2 separate regions of the Homo sapiens genome follow, and region 1 is linked to region 2. The links are chromatin loops, found by intact Hi-C in ENCODE. Cell type or tissue: natural killer cell. All regions are shown on one strand. Each heading gives the region's core, and the rest is flanking DNA. Links, peaks and the distances in the headings are about the cores only.

The links. Hi-C counts contacts between places; a loop is a spot of excess contacts. Peaks named below come from ENCODE experiments on the same cell type or tissue, not always from the same donor. Only the 100,000 strongest peaks of a DNase experiment are listed, where the experiment ranks them.
Region 1: it touches region 2 in a loop (8-fold over the local background); 4 of 110 quality-filtered maps call a loop at or near these places.

Annotation. Positions count from the first base shown.
Region 1 is chr3:15,645,589-15,650,922 of GRCh38, reverse strand. It overlaps BTD (biotinidase), which reads right to left. Exons shown (of 4, transcript NM_001370658.1): 4 at 1-5,334. Among named protein-coding and RNA genes, the nearest start is that of BTD, 47 kb to the right of the region's middle. RefSeq lists a silencer at 2,987-3,281 and an enhancer at 3,708-4,241. In natural killer cell, for the core only: no CTCF peak of the experiment used is centred there; a DNase peak (open chromatin) is centred at 3,122; H3K27ac peaks cover 549 bases.
Region 2 is chr3:15,728,879-15,734,259 of GRCh38, reverse strand. The region is part of intron 6 of ANKRD28 (ankyrin repeat domain 28); the gene reads left to right. Among named protein-coding and RNA genes, the nearest start is that of MIR3134, 34 kb to the right of the region's middle. In natural killer cell, for the core only: no CTCF peak of the experiment used is centred there; no DNase peak of the experiment used is centred there; H3K27ac peaks cover 1,199 bases.

The DNA.
Region 1 (5,334 bases), core at 335-5,334, 84 kb after region 2:
TGGCACGTGCCTGTAGTCCCAGCTACTCGGAAGGCTGAGGCAGGAGAATCGCTTGAACTCGGGAGGCAGAGCTTGCAGTGAGCCGAGATCATGCCATTGCACTCCTGCCCGGGCGACAGAGCAAGACTCCATCTCAAAAAAACAAAAGAATATCACAGCTCTCTGGCCGATCATTGATTCAGGATGGGCACGTGCCCTAAGCAAGAGCCCAGGTTGTTCATCTCTGAGACTTTAATTAGGGACTGTGTAAAAAGAGGAGCTTCTTCTCTAGAGCTGCTGAGAGGGGCAGATGAAGCCTAGAAGTCATGGCCATTGTTGCAACTACACGAGAGTCTGTCTGTGGGAGAAAATGATAAAGAAGAGTGCAGAGTAGAGTGTGATACTGTGTCCAGAGACACCATTTGAGCCCCTAGATTCAGCAATGGCTGAAGAGAATTTATTCTTAGACTCCCCAGTTACGAGTTAATATATTCTTTTTTTTTTTTGCTCAAACAAAAAGAAAAAGATGAAGAGAATGAGAAGGAAAATGAGAAGAAAAGTTATCTACAAAAAATTATATATGCATGATGCCTAGAGTTCATATATTGGTAATTTCATTTTTAACGGTGCAGCTGTTATTCAGATTTTTGTTTTACTTCAGTACTGAACACAAAAATAAAAAAACTTTCCAAACGGAAATAATGTTTCGTTGTGTTTTTTCTCAGCCTGTCTGAGAAACATTCTAAACATTCTTTGTGACTACCTATTCATTCATTCATTCATTCAGCAGTCAGCAAGCATAGAGCAGATTTTGTAAGCCAAGACAGTGCCATGCTGAACGCTGCAGAGACAAAAGATGAATAGGACACTGGCTCTGGTCTTAGAGGGTGGGTCTCCGTGGAGTCACGATAAAGATGCAAATCCAAGACTCAGCACATATTTGCATGTGGGCAATTCATTAATATCTCTCTGTCAGTTTTCCCCATCTGTAAAATAGCTGTAGCAAACCTTCTTTAGGGCTCATGGCAGTTAAGGGAGACCATTTATGTGCATCCAGCACAGAGCTGTCACTCACTACTAGGTGGCTACTCTAGGCATGGCTCATGTTCCGGCAGAGGGAACTCAGATAAATAGTTCAATGAGAAAGGGCTCTGTGAACTGGGAATGGGAAACACCAGTTCAAAAAGTGGAAGAGTCACAAGCTGTGATGAGAGAGTAGACCTTGAAGGATGGATGAGTGTTCATCAGAAGACGCCATTTCAAGCAGACAACAGTACAGGGGCCAGACTGTGCTCAGCACACTGGAGGAGCTTAAAGAAGTAGCTATGGCTGGACCAGAAACCCAGGTTCACAGTAAGGGCCATCATGTGAGCTCAGAGGTCAGGCGGAGCTGAGGCTGTGCAGAATGTGAACTTTGGCCTGAGGAACAGCAACTGTTGGGAGGTGAGAAACGGGAGAGCTGTGATTTGGATTGAGCAGAGTGGCAGCCCACCTGCAGGATGGTACCCAATGAGGTTCACCTCTGGGCATCTAACACCCTCTGTCTCTTTCCATAGGGAGCAGGGCTGACCTGTGTAACTCAATAAGATGGTGCCAAATGATGCAGTGTGACTTCTGAGACTAGTTAATAAAAGACATCATGGCTCCACCTGTGCTCTCTTGGATCATTTGCTTCAGGGGAAGCCAGGGGCCACATCATGAGGACACTCAGCTATCCCTATGGAAAGACCCAAGTGGTGAGGAGCTGAGACCTTTTGCTAGCAGCCAGCACCAACGTGCCAGCTGTGTGAATGGGCCATTTTGCAAGTGATCCTCTGTATTTGTTTCCTAGGTCTGCCATATCAAAGTACCCTGAACTGGGTGGCTTCAAACAACAGAAACTTATTGTCTCATAGTTGTGGAAGCTGGAAATCCAAAATCAAGGTGTTGGCAGAGCCATGCTTCTTCTGAAACCTGCAGGGGTGGGTTGTGTGTGGGGAGTTGTTTCTTGCCTCTTCTAATTTCTGGTGTTTGTTGGCAAGCAATTTCTGGTGTGCCTTGTCTAGTAGAGGCATCCCTGTGATCTCTGCCCCTGTTGTCACATGGTCATCTTCTCCCTGTGTGTGTGTCTTCTCCTCTTCTGATAAGGACATGTCATATTGGATTAAGGGCCCAGTTACTCTAGTGTGATCTCATTTTAACTTATATCTTCATTGCATCTGCAAAGACCCTATTTCCAAATAAGGCCACATTCTGAGCTATTGGGGGTTAGGACTACAACGTATCTTTTTTGGGGAAGACGCAATTTAATCAATAATATTCTCCAAATCCAGTGAGGCCTTCAACCGGCTGCAGCCTTGGTTGATATCTTCACTGTCACCTCGGCTGACATCTTGACTGTAGCCTCATGAGAGACCCGCTTTCCTGCCCCACAGAACTGGGTGAACTAACAATGTCCATGCTTGTTTTATGCCATTAAGTTTTGGGGCACTTTGTTATGTGGGAATAGGTAACTAACATTCAAAGGGAGGTTAGGGAATGAAAGACTGAAGCCAGGAGACCAGGACCTTTCTCTGGCCTGAGAAGGAACATGGCCTCCCAAGCAGTCCCACTCACAGATCTTCAGGCCACATCAGCTCTTGTCTCAAATCTAGGCCTTTGTGCACAAAACATTTCATACTTTTATGCCTATTTTGTCCTATATAAATCCACTTTGTTGAGAAATTGTTCTTTGAGTGGTCATTTCACTTGAGCGGTTCTGAGTTTCATTGAGAATCAAGAGCGGCCGACTCACCATCGGTCCTCTCTGAGGAGATCTTCTGTGCAGGGACACCTCCTGGGCTACTAGCCAGTGCTCTGATTGGCTGGCCTTGGGCTGGGTGCCTCCTCCTGGTTCAATATACCATGGCTGGGGGGTGGGGGCACAGGTACCAAGCAGGGCCACCTGTGGGGAAAAGTGGCCTGGGTGGGTTTCCCTCAGCAGGGGCTCTGGACAGGCCTGTGTCTTGAGAGCAGACATGGTGGGCTCTGGGACTTGGCAGTCTGTGAGGAGGCCTGGTTTTTTCCTCTCTAAGAACAGGGCTTTTAAATCCAGTGTGAATACAGCTCACTGTGCCTCTCACTTCCCGTGTGAGAAAAACCACAGAAAAGCACAGCTGCACCTACATGAGAAACCACGCAAACCAAGCCACTTCCCCCAAGTCTGGTTTAGCCAAAAATGCATTTGATTTCCTGTCTCCATGTTGTGGTCAAGATTGCCATTTGCTTCCTGAGTTTCAGGATCACAATCGACAAAAACATAATCACAACCATTAGTCATAGATATATTTTTTCCCTGAAAATGATTTATTTTCCCGTCCTCTACTTTGTTCTGTCATCTGGCAGCTACTTCTTTTAATTGTAAAAATTACTTTGTTCTACCACCATTAGTTGCTTTTCCCCTCATTTCTACTTCACGAGCAATTCATTCTAAATTGTTGGTAGAAAATAACTCAGGGAAAGTTCGTGGTGCTCTGCCCAGAAGGGCAGAATGAGGATCCTGCAGGTGCTGATTAGATGTTTACTGGGTGAAGTAGTTCTGCCAAGTCTGTATTTAGCGCTGGCCTCTCTTTCTCAGGCTTATTTGAATCATCTTGGCATAAGGCAATGATATGCATTTTTAGGTAATTTCTGTCTCCCTGGGGTTTGAGGCAGGGAAGCAGACTGGGCGGTGGGTAGCCACATCTGGGGCCGCTTCTGGACTGCCAGCTCACGCCTGGTGGGAGCTGCGCTGGGCGAGAAAGCGAACTCCGTCATCTGGTGGGAGAGGTCCTGCTCCCCTTCCAGAGGGACTTCCTAGGGCGTGGGGAACCCAAGGCTTGCTCAGGAATTCCAAGTCCTTGCTGCTTATTCCCTGAAGACTTGACTCATCCCAGACCTTTCCGAGGGATCAGTGAGTCAGCAGGGGCTGGTGCTGGCTCTGCTTTTTCCCACATGGTTTATTCAACATGCATTCTATGAATAAAAAACCGAGGCCCAAGGTCTCCCCAGTGAGGAGTTAATGGTGAGGCCATGCATGGAAACCCCATCAGTCTGACTGCAGAATCCACATTGTTAATTGTCCTGCCTAAAAGCCAGAAAAGGATCTGGAGGCCTACACCGTGGGGGAATAGGGAGATCATTTCATTTTTCTTGCTTTATAAAATCGTGTGATGTTTAAGCATATACTGTTTAAAATAACTAAAAAGGAGTTCAAACTAAATGGCCACATTTAAGAGGCAAATCACTGAAGACTAATTATCCATTCTGTACTTAAAAAATGATCTGAAACAGCTACTAGGCATGCAGTCAAAATCCTTTTTTAAATGGCTTTGAAATATTGGACACAAATTACACAGAAATCAGTGGCCTAAAAATGTCTTCACCATATTGAGTCTGATAATTTTGCATCTGGAATTCCTAACATGGGAAGCTCCTGCTCTGTGCCTGTTGGGTGATTGAATAAATGCATGACTAAAGTGGGCCACCCTTCATGCCCTTCACGGCAGTCCCTGCAACTTATCTCTATGGGGTGCCAGGCATCGCTGCAAAGCAACGAGATCCTCTATAGGGCTCCAGATCAAATTATACCAGCATCAATCCATCCTGCACAGTCGGGCAACGTGCCCAACTCTTGCCCAAAGCTACCGTGATTTATTAAGGTCCCTGGAATCCCTGGATGAGCTGTGTCGTACAGAAAGAATTCTATTACTCATACCTTCCCATGGCTGCCCCCGTCTCAACATTTCCAGTCCCCACCCGCCCTTCACCCCGAAGCGTTGCACTCTCTCCAGTTATTCCAGGTCCTGCCTACACATTCCATTTACTGACAGAAAATTCCATTACTGGCAGATGTGAGGAACGCTTCTTTTCTATTTTTAAAAGCCGCTTTAAGGTCTACGTTTCTGACGTTGCTGGTGGCGCTAGCATTGCCATTTCATCTGGCTAGAGTTCTGGTCGACCAGAATGGGAAGGTTCCCCACAAGGGCCATTTCTAATTGAGCTTTTGCTTTGAGAGCTTGTTTCTTACCTCAGGAAATGTTTAAGGCTTATGAAATATTTACATGTCCTGGGTGTCACTTGATCAACAAGATAAAAAAAAAAAAAAAAACCCCAAGCCACTGCTTTGTGGATGTGTAAAATATAAACTGACATTTATTTTTGTTTTAGCTTGAGACCAATCGCATACTGAGAGATTTGTTAGAGGAAGATGTGGCTTGAAAAAGATAAATGTGAACAGAAAATACCCCCTAATGTCTCGATGATTGAGGTTTAAGAGGAAGACACTGAGGGAATCTGCCTCTCCTACTTTTTCCACAGTTCCCAGGGTGGAATCTGGTGCCACAGAAGTGGGCTCCT
Region 2 (5,381 bases), core at 90-5,089:
TAACTCAAGAACTATATAGTCCATCCCTCATATATGTGGAGGATTGGTTCCAGGACCACCTGCTTATACCCAAATCCTTGCATATGGAAGTCCCATAGTCAGCCATGGGGAACCCCTATGTACAAAAAGTTGGCTCTCCGTGTATGAGCGTTTCACATCCCCTGAATACTATATTTTTGAACCACATGTGGTAGAAAAAAATCCATATATAAGTGGACCCACACAGTTCAAACTTTTGTTATTCCAGGGTCAACTGTATAATATGTAAAATAGATACAAACCAGTTATAATACACTCTTTCTAGATAAATAAGTCTATACATAACATGTCTGTATATTTCAAACCAGTTATAGATACCCACAAGGCCCAGGGAAATCCTATGCCTATAATGAAAACAACCAAAAGCAGTAGAATCCTTTTTCTTTTTTAAGAAAAGTTTTGAAAATCTTTATTCAATTCCAGTATAGTTACTCTGAAAAAAAAATTCTACATAGGTATACTAAATTGAAGATTGTGATGTACAAAACCCACTCTCATTACCAATAAAACATTTAAAATAAGGTGTCAACAGTGATTTTTTACAAAAGCAACAGCATTCATGCATCAGAGACCTTACCTTATCTCTCTCCTTTGTATCAGAAAATTACTACATTTTGAGAAATGATATCAATTGAATAGATGAAATATTATCACCGAAGAATAGTCACATAAAGCATGATTAATTTTAAGAAATGATATTTGAAGAAAATATTAAAGTGCCTTCAATATTTCTAACAGTATGTCCACAGAAAAGAAAAACATAGTTAGAATTAAGCAGATAAATGATGAAGTTGGGAATAGACGGTAATATGTCATTTTTCGTTCCCTTTTCAATAAGCCTCAGAAGGCAATCCCAGATCAGCTCACCACAACCAAAGTGAGCATGCTGATTTTCCCACTCTTGCTTATCCCCATATGACAGTATTTCTCCTTCGAAAAGGTTCTTCAGTAGTTCGTAAGAGTATTTCAGAGGTCCATGGTGAGCAAGAACCTGAAGTAATCTGTAGTTAGCAAACATGTAATACTGGAGATGTGTTTTTGTTTTTGTTTTTGTTTGAGACAGAGTCTTGCTCTGTCACCCAGGCTGGAGTGCAGCGGCACGATCTCAGCTCACTCAAGTCCACCTCCCAGGTTCAAGCGATTCTCATGCCTCAGCCTCCTGAGTAGCTGGGATTACAGGCACCCGCCACCACACCTGGCTAACTTTTTTGTATTTTTAGTAGAGACACGGTTTCACCATGTTGTCCAGGCTGGTCTCAAACTCCTGACTTCAGGTGATCGGTCTGCCTCTGCCTCCCAAAGTGCTGGGATTACAGGTGTGAGCCACTATGCCTGGTCTGGAGATGTCTTAAAGCAGCCATCTCCTTTTTCTTCTAATACTTTCCACATATCTGTTACAAGGATTTGGGCTTGTTTGTAAAAATAAACTTTCTTCCCCTCAAATGGGAAAAAACGTGCCTCCAGACGTTTTCAACAGAATTTTCCTGGCTTCATCGAGAATCCAATGCCTCTCTTCTGTCAAAGGCATGAGAGGAAACATTTGTTTCAGAATGAAGTATATGCCAAACTTGATCTAGGGTTGTTAACTGTGGCATAGTATGAGGTAATAGTAGTTGATGTCCCTTTGCTGAAGGATCTGTTGACTGCCGCGACTGCAGGGACCAATACCATATGTTCTCCCCCATACCTCACAACACACTTTTGCGTGTCCTGCTCTCACCAAATAGCAGATAAGGTTAAGTGTGTCTGTCATGAACACTGAGTTGACCATGGTCTTACCAGCTCCCCTGGGATTGGGATTTAGCTCATGAAGCATCTTCCACCTCTCCACATACAGCTCTGGCCCCTTCACCTTGGCCAGCAGCGGTTCTGCCACCCTGTGTATGTATGCCTCTGCTTTCAGTGAACACATCCCAACTGTGTTCTGCAGTGAATTTAATTTAATTCCCTGGGTGATAGAAGACTGTGCATTCTCCCCCTCCCCTTTCAGACTGTGGAGTGATGCTTTTGACCTCCATTGGGGCAAACTCTTTCCTTTCTAAGCGGGCAACATCCAGAGTCCCTCTGTACTTCAGAGTTTCTACCCACTATGGGGTCATCACCCTAAACAGGGTCCTGCTCTCTCCGGGAGTGGCACTGAGAACTGAGTGCAGCTAAAGTACAGCCTTTCTCCCATCACACTTGCATGACTAGGAAACTGTAGAGACCATGTAGCCATGCACTGGGCAGAAGCCCGAGAATCCATATTGCATTGCAGCTCTGACCTTCAGTGTGAGTGTAAAGGAAGATTAAAAAAAAAATGTAACATCCTTTTCAAATGTCCCCTCCCCACACACCCCCCCCCCCTTTTTTTTTTTTTTTTTTTTTTTTTTGAGACAGTTTCACCCTTGTTGTCCAGGCTGGAGTGCAATGGCGTGATCTCGGCTCACTGCAACCTCCGCCTCCCAGGTTCAAGCGATTCTTCTGCCTCCGCCTCCCGAGTAGCTGGGACTACAGGCGCCTGCCACCACGCCCAGCTAATTTTTGTATATTTAGTAGAGATGAGGTTTCACCATGTTGACCAGGCTGGTCTTGAACTTCTGCAAATGTCCCTATTTTTAAAGCTGAAAGCTTGGTGTATGGTGGTTTACACCAAAGATATGTGCCGCTAGTTATGTACTGGGCCATTTTCTTGTGTTAATTGAAGGTAATAGCCAGAAGCAAGTTCCGTATTGCATCTTAAGGTCCCTTTCTCACAGCCTGTAGTTTTTCATCTTGGTCTTTCTGAATATTCTGGTGTGGCTTACTCTTCAAGACAGGAACAACCAGGTTATGTGATGTAAAACTGTACATCTTACGTTAAGAGGCTTACATGGTAAGCAGAGTGCATCAGTGTTTTTACCTACTAAGAATTAAGCTTGACTAAACAACTGTTTTCATACAACTGAAGGCCAGGGGGATTTTGCAGGTTGCCTGTAGTTGAGCTCCCAGAATAGTTGAATGTGTGTATTTCAAGGGGGCCAGAATGGCTCTGTTGTTTCTCACCCGCTAAGTGTCACTTTTTAGGCATCTCAGTTGAGGTTGAAAAAGATATTCTGTGTTTCCTGGACCTCACCACAAGTTTTAGTCTATTTTGTGCTACTAAAATTAAATGTCATAGACTGGGTAATTTATAAAGAACAGAAATTTTATTTCCTTACAGTTCTGTAGGCTGGGAAGTCCAGGATCAAGGCACTAGCATCTAGTGAGGGCCCTCTTGAAGCACCACATTGTGGGGAGTCAAACTCATCTTTTTTAAGGAGCTCGATCCCAAGATAGCATTGATATGTTCGTGAGGACAGAGCCCTTATTGCCTAATCACCTCTTAAAGTTCCCACCTCTTAACACTGTTGCCTTGGGGATTACACTTCCAACATATGAACTTCGGAGGACACATTTAAACCATAGTACCATATAGCACTGCCCATTTAATTTATGAGCATAACTAGGCAGAGATTTATAATTATCCTTTTTCTGTCTCTTCCTTCCCTGAAGCACAGAATAAGATGAATATCGACATATAGCTTCTAAAACTGTTCAGCCATTCTAGGTATGCAGGATTAAAGAGTTAAATATGTGAAAGTAAGAAGCTATTGACTGGTCACCTCTCTTACAGACAAACCTAAAGTACAAGCATTGTCACCTCTAGGTTATATTCAGAGAATTCATCAATGTTAGTGTAAGAGACATTGGGGATTATGTGTAGTCTTGTAATTTATTTATCCCAGTTTTCCTTATTAGCCCTGGCTTTCCATTTCCTGGTTGAGGCTCCGTTAATTTCCTTTTAGGCCCTACCTCTTATACTTATGCTATTGAATTATTTGTCATTGTTCCCTAGCGCCCCACCTCATCTCCAAATGAATTGATCATTTTCTTCTTCCCACCTTGTGCTTGCTCCTGCCATCAACCTTTGTCAAGGTCCCTTTACACATTCATCTTTCCTGTTGCTTTCAGTACTTTTAGAAATATTCAGCCAAGTTTAGCTTCAAATTACTTTATTGTGATGACTTTGACACAGAAGGTACTGAATAAATATTTTTTACCATGGGCTGGGCATGGTCACTTATGCCTGTAATCCCAACAACTTGGGAGGCTGAGGTGGGAAGATCCTTGAGCCCAGGAGTTGAAGACCAGCCTGGGCAACATAGTGAGACCCTCTCTCTACAAAAAAAAGAAAATTAATATTAGCTGGGTGTGGTGGCACACACCTCACTTGAGCCCAGGAGGTCGAGGCTGCAGTGAGCTGTGATCGCACCACTGCATTCCAGCCAAGGTGACAGAGCCAAAACCGTCTCAAAAATTTTTTAATTGATTTTTAAAAATTACCTTAACACCTCATTGCATTATTTCTTTTCTAGAAACATAATAGTAGATATTTCTTTTTCATATTAAAATGGGGGGAAAGAGGCTGTAAATATCTACTTTAATTGATAATTTATATATAAACAACTGAATCTGCCTGGTTCTTTATGCGTCTTGCAGTATCTTGGCTTAATTTTTTTGAGGGAGGGGTGCCTCTGTTTGAAAGCCTCATTTATTAACTTTTTATAGACTCATTATCTATGAAGGGATTTTTAAAATGACATCACGAGCAATTTCTTCAATGTAACTAATATATTTTGGATGCTTGTTTTCTATGCTGCTCTTGGCCTTGTGGAACATATCAAGAAGTAGAACAGCCTTCTGAAAGTATATATTTGGGGATTCATGCACAAAAAGTAATTAAAGAGTTAGTAATTAATGATTCCGTTTACGAAACATCACAAGGCTTATAGGGCTTCTAGGGAAGAGAGTTGATTGGGTTGGTCAGGAAAGGTTGGATCTGACATGTTTCTTCAAGGACTAGTATAATAGCAATGATTGGGAGGAGACATCCAAGCAGAACGTTCCACATAAAGAAGGTGTTACATGAACAAAGACACAGAGGTGGGAAGGATTGTGGGAGAAGGAGAAAACACTGTATAATCTAATCTGACAAAAAGTGACAAGTTATGAAAGGAGAATAGTGGTCCTCTCACCTTCCAGATACATGGCCCCCTTCCTGGCCTTTCTATGTAGTTGAGTGGGGCCTAGGACTAGTTTTGGCTAATGGATGAAAGCAACATCAGTCTGGGCTGGAGCATTTAATTACTGATGGGAAACTCTGCAGTCTGTTTCCCTTTCTGGCACAGTGACCAGCCACATTCAAGATGATGTCAGTTACATGAGCCTGGGTCCTTGAGTAACTGAGCAGAGCCCTCTTGCCAACCTGTTATGGTTGAGAGAGAAATAAAAACATTGATTGTTTAAGCCACTGAGATTTGGGAGTTGATTGTTAACCATCA